2 separate regions of the Mus musculus genome follow, and region 1 is linked to region 2. Evidence: chromatin contacts called from ENCODE POLR2A ChIA-PET data. All regions are on one chromosome and are shown on one strand. The core of a region is the stretch at or near the end of the contact, and the rest is flanking DNA. Distances in the headings are between cores, read along the strand shown.

Evidence for each region. ChIA-PET counts read pairs that join two places held with the same protein, here RNA polymerase II (POLR2A).
Region 1: POLR2A ChIA-PET joins it to region 2 with 10 read pairs in embryonic stem cell. The contact joins the promoter of Ddx3x here to the enhancer-like site in region 2. POLR2A ChIA-PET finds 5 or more read pairs at or near these places in 4 of 5 experiments (Patski and embryonic stem cell).

The regions. Positions count from the first base shown.
Region 1 is chrX:13,279,719-13,282,907 of GRCm38, reverse strand. It overlaps Ddx3x (DEAD box helicase 3, X-linked), which reads right to left and starts at 1,886. Exons shown (of 17, transcript NM_010028.3): 1 at 1,751-1,886. The coding sequence starts at 1,795.
Region 2 is chrX:13,206,280-13,209,501 of GRCm38, reverse strand. No RefSeq gene overlaps it. Among named protein-coding and RNA genes, the nearest start is that of 2010308F09Rik, 40 kb to the left of the region's middle. Within about 2 kb of position 1,446, at least 1 of the 3 ENCODE cell types and tissues checked has a DNase peak (open chromatin) inside an H3K27ac peak, as active enhancers do.

The sequences.
Region 1 (3,189 bases), core at 637-3,136, 73 kb before region 2:
AACTGTTACGTTTTAAGGAAATGTTACTCGATAAATCTGTGCCGATACTTGCAAACTACTAGTATCGCTAAGCTCCCTGAAAACAGAAAGCAGATGTAACCTCTTTGTCATTAGAAAAAATGTTGCCATGCCTTGATACTGTAACTACCGTTTAAAGCCGCGTTTATTAAAATCTGAGTTTTGGTTTTTTTTTACGAGTTTTTTAAATGTGCTCTGGTTTGCCTGCAGTGTGAGGGTGTCTGATCTCCTGGAACTGGAGTTACACAGGCATGACCTGCCACGTGGGTGCTGGGAATTGAACCCAGTCCTCTTAACGGATGAGCCATCTCTCTAGTCTACGTAGGTTTTTTTTTTTAATCATTTGACATTAATCGAAGCAACAAAGTTGCCAAATGCACTGTTGGTACTCATTACAAACTTGAACCACTCCGAATTCCTAAGCTTTCGAAGTTAAATCCACTACCAACTTATGAAAGGCTCTTGGAAATATAATTTCCAATATAGTTCAACAATAGTATCATTTTAGTATAAGTATCATTTAGAATGGAAAATGTTACCAGTGTCCCTTAAGTTACAATGTGTCACAACATGGAAGATTTACTGTAGCAGGTCATAGGTCAGGCAGAAGGCACCAGACCCTCATCTCCTTGGCCTCTAAATCTAGAAATGGAGTCTCGATTAAGTAATCAGAAACCAGGCCTGACCAATCTCCCAATTTTACTTCGATGGCAGCAACAAGTTATCTGTTGCCATATTCTGGGCATTTTGCCTCTAGAGGATCCCAGAGTGGGCCATCACTCGCAAGGCGCGTGGTCCTCCCTTGCGCCCAGGTAAAGGGCGGGCGTGCCCGGCTCGGGCCGCGCGGTCGTTTCCTGGAGCCTAAGGCTGAGCAAGGGCCGCGCCGGGTGGCTCGCGTCACCGCCAAGCCCGGCGCAAGTGCGCACGCAGCGGCCCTGGCCTCCCTCCCCCTCCTCCCCCCGCCCAATCCGCCCTGAAATTTCTGCGTCACAAAACTTTCCACTCGGGAACCGCGGCCTCCCCTGCCGCGACGCACCGGGCCGGCGGGGCCGAAGCAACCCAGCTGGCTTGCAGGCGAACCCGCTGGCGGGCAGACCCGGGGGGATGGGGATGGGGGTGGGGGGGCGACCGCGCAGCACCGCCGGCCTGCGCCACACAAAGGAGGCCGCCGCCATTAGCCCGCGCAGAGGCCAGCCCCCCTCCCGCGGCGCCCCCTCCCACATTCCAGCGCCGCGGGGCCACTCGGCCAGCCCGCGCGCCGCCGCCAGCTCCCTAATTTCCAAACCACAGCCACTGGGGCCATGGAAGCCCAAAGCCCCGGAAATCCGGGGCCAAAACCATCCACCCGGGCCCCGCCACGCCACGCGGGGCAATCTCCCCCCCCCGACCGCCCCGATCCCCACCTGCGGGTCACTAATCAACCAGGGGACGCGCGTGCGCCCGAATGCGCGCGCCCCCTCCCCCTCCGCTCGCCTGCGCACAGACACAAAAGCCGCCATTGTGCTCGGGCCAGGGACAATACCGCGCACCGAGCCGAGCCGGAGGAATCACCGGCTCTAGCACTCCCCCCGCAAGCATCCAGTCCCTCCAGAGCCCCTAGCCACTGGCCACCCGCCGGCCCGAGCCGTCCAGGGAGACGGGAAGGCAAAAAGCAGAACTTAAAGAGCTGCGCCACAAGGCAGGCTAGGGCAGGGGGCAAAGTGATGCAGCGACCCCCGCGGCTCAGGCTCACCTGCTGGTCCAGCCCGAGCGCATTTTCCACTGCCACATGACTCATCCCTGAAGAGTACCGAGAAATCGGAGTCTTCCGCTGCTGAGCAAAGGCTGCCTCTACCGCAAAGGCCCTCTCACGGGAGAACTGCGGCTTTGAAGCGCACCGCGCGGCCACCGACCTTATATACCGACTCGGAGGACTGCTACGTCAGCACGTAAGACGTGTGCCCTCCTCTCCCGGGCGGCCGGCCACTGCCGTTAGGAGCTCTGCCTGCTTACGGTGCGTTGCTCGGCTGAGTCCCGTGAGATTTCCTAATCAGTCCAGTTACCCGCGTCCTCGTCGGCTCATAAAGAAGCCTTGGGTATATGTGGTTCTGGTTCTCCTGGGTTTGCTATCCCCTGGTCTCCACCGGTCCCCTAATCTTACTGTTTTCTCGAGATCTCGCGAGAAATGATTGCTGACCGTCCTCTAGCCTTAAGGCCCTAAGCTTTAAACTAGGTTGATTGGCTGCTCCTCCCCTGTGTACCCAGTTTTCGTCCTTCTTTCTAGCACTCGTCCCTTCCTCTCCGTCCCCGGGCGTGGAGATGATGCAGTGGGCTTTGTCTGGCCTAACTAATGAGCCCTGGCTCTGCGTGGAGGGCAGTGGGATCACGTGACCGTGGGTGTCCAGCAAGGTGGCCATCTTGTGAAGAAGGGAAACTCGCTTGACTAGTGCTGGGAATGGGAGGGAGGGACGGGAAAACTGCGGGAGGGCGGGGAGGAGAAAGGGGGAAGGGAACTAGAAATGAGAAGCAGAAAGGTGGAAGGCTGCATGGTGACCCGAGTCCATCTGAGCAGGGACTGTAGGGGATGTGCGGGTTGCTGTAGGCTTCAGATCGCCGTTGCCTATAGATAGCATCACTCCCACAGCCCCACTCTGAAGGAACAATAAAACTATCTCACGCGAATCTAGAGCCGGCAATCCAGGACCCTCCCGGGACCCGGAGCCTCTCTCGTTTGTGAAAGAGTCACTTATTGTAGGCCCCTGTGTCCTTCCGCGTGGCATTCCTGGCACCAGCCTGTGGCTGTTGGCACAGTAAGGGACCCCAGGGAGGCGAGAATGTGTGACTGGACACAACCTGTGTCTCCCTGACCGAGATAACTTGCCTCAGGCCTCTCTCTCCACTAGACAGAATATGGAGGAAAAAGGGGTCTGTCATCAAACGGGCCGATTCTGGTGGACCCCGCTTCTAGGCGGACCACCCCCCAAGACTCAGCTTCAAAAACACATACCCTTAAACAACAAAACCAAAAGAATATATTGAGCCCTCAGCTTTTAGGCAATGGCAGCACACAAGTTACCTAAAAGATACTCCTTTCTGACCCTCAGTTTCACAAATAAAACACAGGACTCAGCACCCCCCCCACCTCAACCCCAAACCCAACCCCCCCACCAGGGGCCTTCTGCTGCCAGAATT
Region 2 (3,222 bases), core at 197-2,696:
CAACCCATGTATACACATGAATTAAAAAAAAAAAAAAAGAGCTTGCAGGTTTGCAGTGGACTATGGTGGCCCCCACCTTTAATACTAGCACCCCGGTGGCAGAGACAGACAGCTCTCTGAGTTCGAGGCCAGCCTGGTCTACAGAGTGAGTTCAAAGACAGTCAGGACTGTTACAGAGAAAAACTCTTGTGTGAGTGGAGGCGGGGGTAGGGCAGGGGGTAAGCTTGCTTTAATTAATTTGACCATGATGATTTGGGCTGGTGCTCTCTATTCAAATCCTTGATGTCAACACCATTCCCACAGCCCTCTTTTCTTTGAATCTTTTGAGATGAGGTCTCACTGTGGCTGGGTGATTTGCCTCCATGTCTGTGTGCCACCTGCATGCAGATCTTGAGGAGGTCAGAAGAGGGCAGTGGATCCCCTGGAACTGGAGTTACAGATAATTGGGAGCCCACCATATGGGGACCAGGAATTGAACCCATGTCCTTTGGAGGAGCCATTAGTACTGTAAAGCACTGAGGCATCTCTCTCAGTCTCATAACTAATAGCTGGGATAACTTTTCACAGACCCTCTTTTGGCTCTGAATACTTGAAACACTGTTTCTCTTCCACCACCTACTTTCCAACTGCTGTGGCTCAGGGTGGCGTTACCAGGTGGGCAGGCAGATTATTCCTGGAAAGCATTCCTGTCCTAAGATGGCCAGTAATTCCTATATATGGAAATATAATGGTCCATTAAAGTCATTCCAACTGTATCGCCAACTCGAGTTCTCAGGATCCAGAAGTCCCTTAGCCTGTGGGAATGGGACAAAGGGAGAGTCATAGTGGGGGAGATAGCAGAGTTCTGTTTTTAAACTGGGATAGTTCAGGCTGGCATAGAACTCACAGGGAATCCCCTGTCTGTGCCCCTGTAGTGGCAGGATTACAGATATACACCAGCCACCACTTAACCAATTAAGCTCATATCATCCCCTTTCTCCAATTTTACACACATGTATGGTATGACAGTTACGTTCATTTTGGGGGATTCCAGCAAACAAGGAGCCCGATGCTTGAGCCTTAGTTCCGGCTTCGTGCTCTGGATATGTAAAAGGGTTAGGTGCTTTTTGAGTTCTGATTAACAAAGGGCAAAAAAATCGGGGGTTGGGGGACGCAGCAGAATCTAAGATGTCGTGGGTACAAAGCACTTGGATCTGCGCAACCGCCACAGTTCCCTTCCCCCACTTCCCAAGCCATTGAGCAGACGTCTCCAACCCCTCGTGGTTCATGCCACCCTGCGGCCACTAGAGGGCAGCAGAGCCTAACGTCAAGCGAGGTCTGGCACAAGAGCTGGTTTTCCAAGGGGATTTCCGAACCACACTCCCTTAGACTTCCGGTGACACCACCCATCTTTGGCAACAAAAAGTGTGCCGGCTTGGCCAGGCAGAGAGCCGCGGAGTCCTGACAGATGCTGTTCTGTTAAAGATCAGGTTGCTGGAACAGTGTGGCTTCCTCGCCACCCCTATGGACAAAGGTCCACGTGGCTGTGGGGCCAGGCCCTTAAAGGAAGTAGCACAGAGCTGGCAGGTGTCACAGCCTCTGTGTATCCATAACTAATCCTCGTCACCACTGAACCCACACAGAAACATTGTGAGACCAGAGACTCCTATGGAGATCAGGAAGAGACCCTTGCCCCAGGCCTTTGGTAGGGACTCTTAACAGAAGTAAGACCCCAGGGCGAACAAGTTGCTGTTGGCTGGGACAGGGGAGCTGCGTGAGTAGATGATGTGGGGTCAGGGCTGGAGGCATCTTACTTGTGACCAGGTGGGACCACGCCCCAGGGTGGGCACACCATCCCAGACTGCAGGTCCGATACTTCTGCCAACAGCTGGTTTCTGTGGCCGGTACTGGTTGTGGCCCAGCCTGCCTTCAGCGCCTCAGGGCCAGCAGCTTTATGATCACCAGCTGCCAAATGCCACGGGCATACCATTTAAAAGCCAGCCCCCCCCCCCCATCGCGGCCTACTCTTTCACCCTGTCTCTCTGTCTCTTGTTGTCTGGGCTAGCCCATCTCTTCCCACCCAAATAAATTCCTTTCGGGAGATCTATTGTATGATGGTATGATGGTGTAATCTTTGGGACACACTTTAGTAACCCCAACCCGCCAAGGGATTCTGCTGGTTAACCCTTACTCTGGTGATACGGGATCTAATGGGGACTCTTCGGCCATGCACTCTGCAACTGAGACACAGCCCCAGCTCTCTGAGCTGGATTATTTTGTTGTTGTTGTTGTTACTGTTTTTATTTTTATTTGTGTATGTGGGCACATAAGTACTATGTCCTAAGAGGCCACAGTCATTGTTACCCCTAGATCTAGAGTTATGCTAGTCTCCCCTCACCAAAATGTGCATTTTAAAGGTGGTTACAGGACAGTTCCAGAGATGGCTTGGTGACCTGTTAAGAGCACTGGCTGCTCTTCCAGAGAACCCGGGTTCCATTCCCAGCCCCCACATAACTACTCAAAACCGGCTGTAACTCTAGTCTTAGGGGATCCCATGTCCTCTTCTAACTCCAAGGCCATAGACACAAATGAAACATTCTTACCAAAGAAAAAAGTCATCTAAAAACAAACAAACAAACCCAAAGACTCCTGGGGTGGCAATCCTGTAATCTGTTGTTTGTGGTGCTGTTTGGTTGTGTTTTTCTCTTTTACAGGGTAGGAATGTGGGCCCTTCCCCCAGCCTTGAGTTGGCTAAACAAGTCGCCACCGCTGGAGCCAGGCGTCCTGCCCAAGCGGAAAGAGACTGCCCGCCCGCTGAGCTGCTGAGAGCTTCCTTTGCAACTCAAACCCAGCTGAAACAAAGGGGCTCCGTTTTGTGGTTTTGCCTATAGAAATGCAGAGCTGAAAAATTACAATTTGAGCCATGGTCAGAGAAACTTTGTCTTGGTTTGTTATTTCTCTCCTCCCACTTCTCTCCCATCCTAATTCCATTCCCAGCCCTCCTTCCAGGAATGCCTGGTTCTCCAAGGCCACTGGACGTGTAATCCAGACCTTTCAGGAGCAAACAGTCTCCCACAGCCCAGCTAGAGTCATTTCTTTCTTTCTTTCTTTCTTTCTTTCTTTCTTTCTTTCTTTCTTTAATTTATTTATTTATTTATTTATTTATTTATTTATTTATTTATTTATTAGGTTTTGAGTTTTGTTCTTTGTTCTGTATTGTTGTTGTCTGGTTTTGTTTTGGAG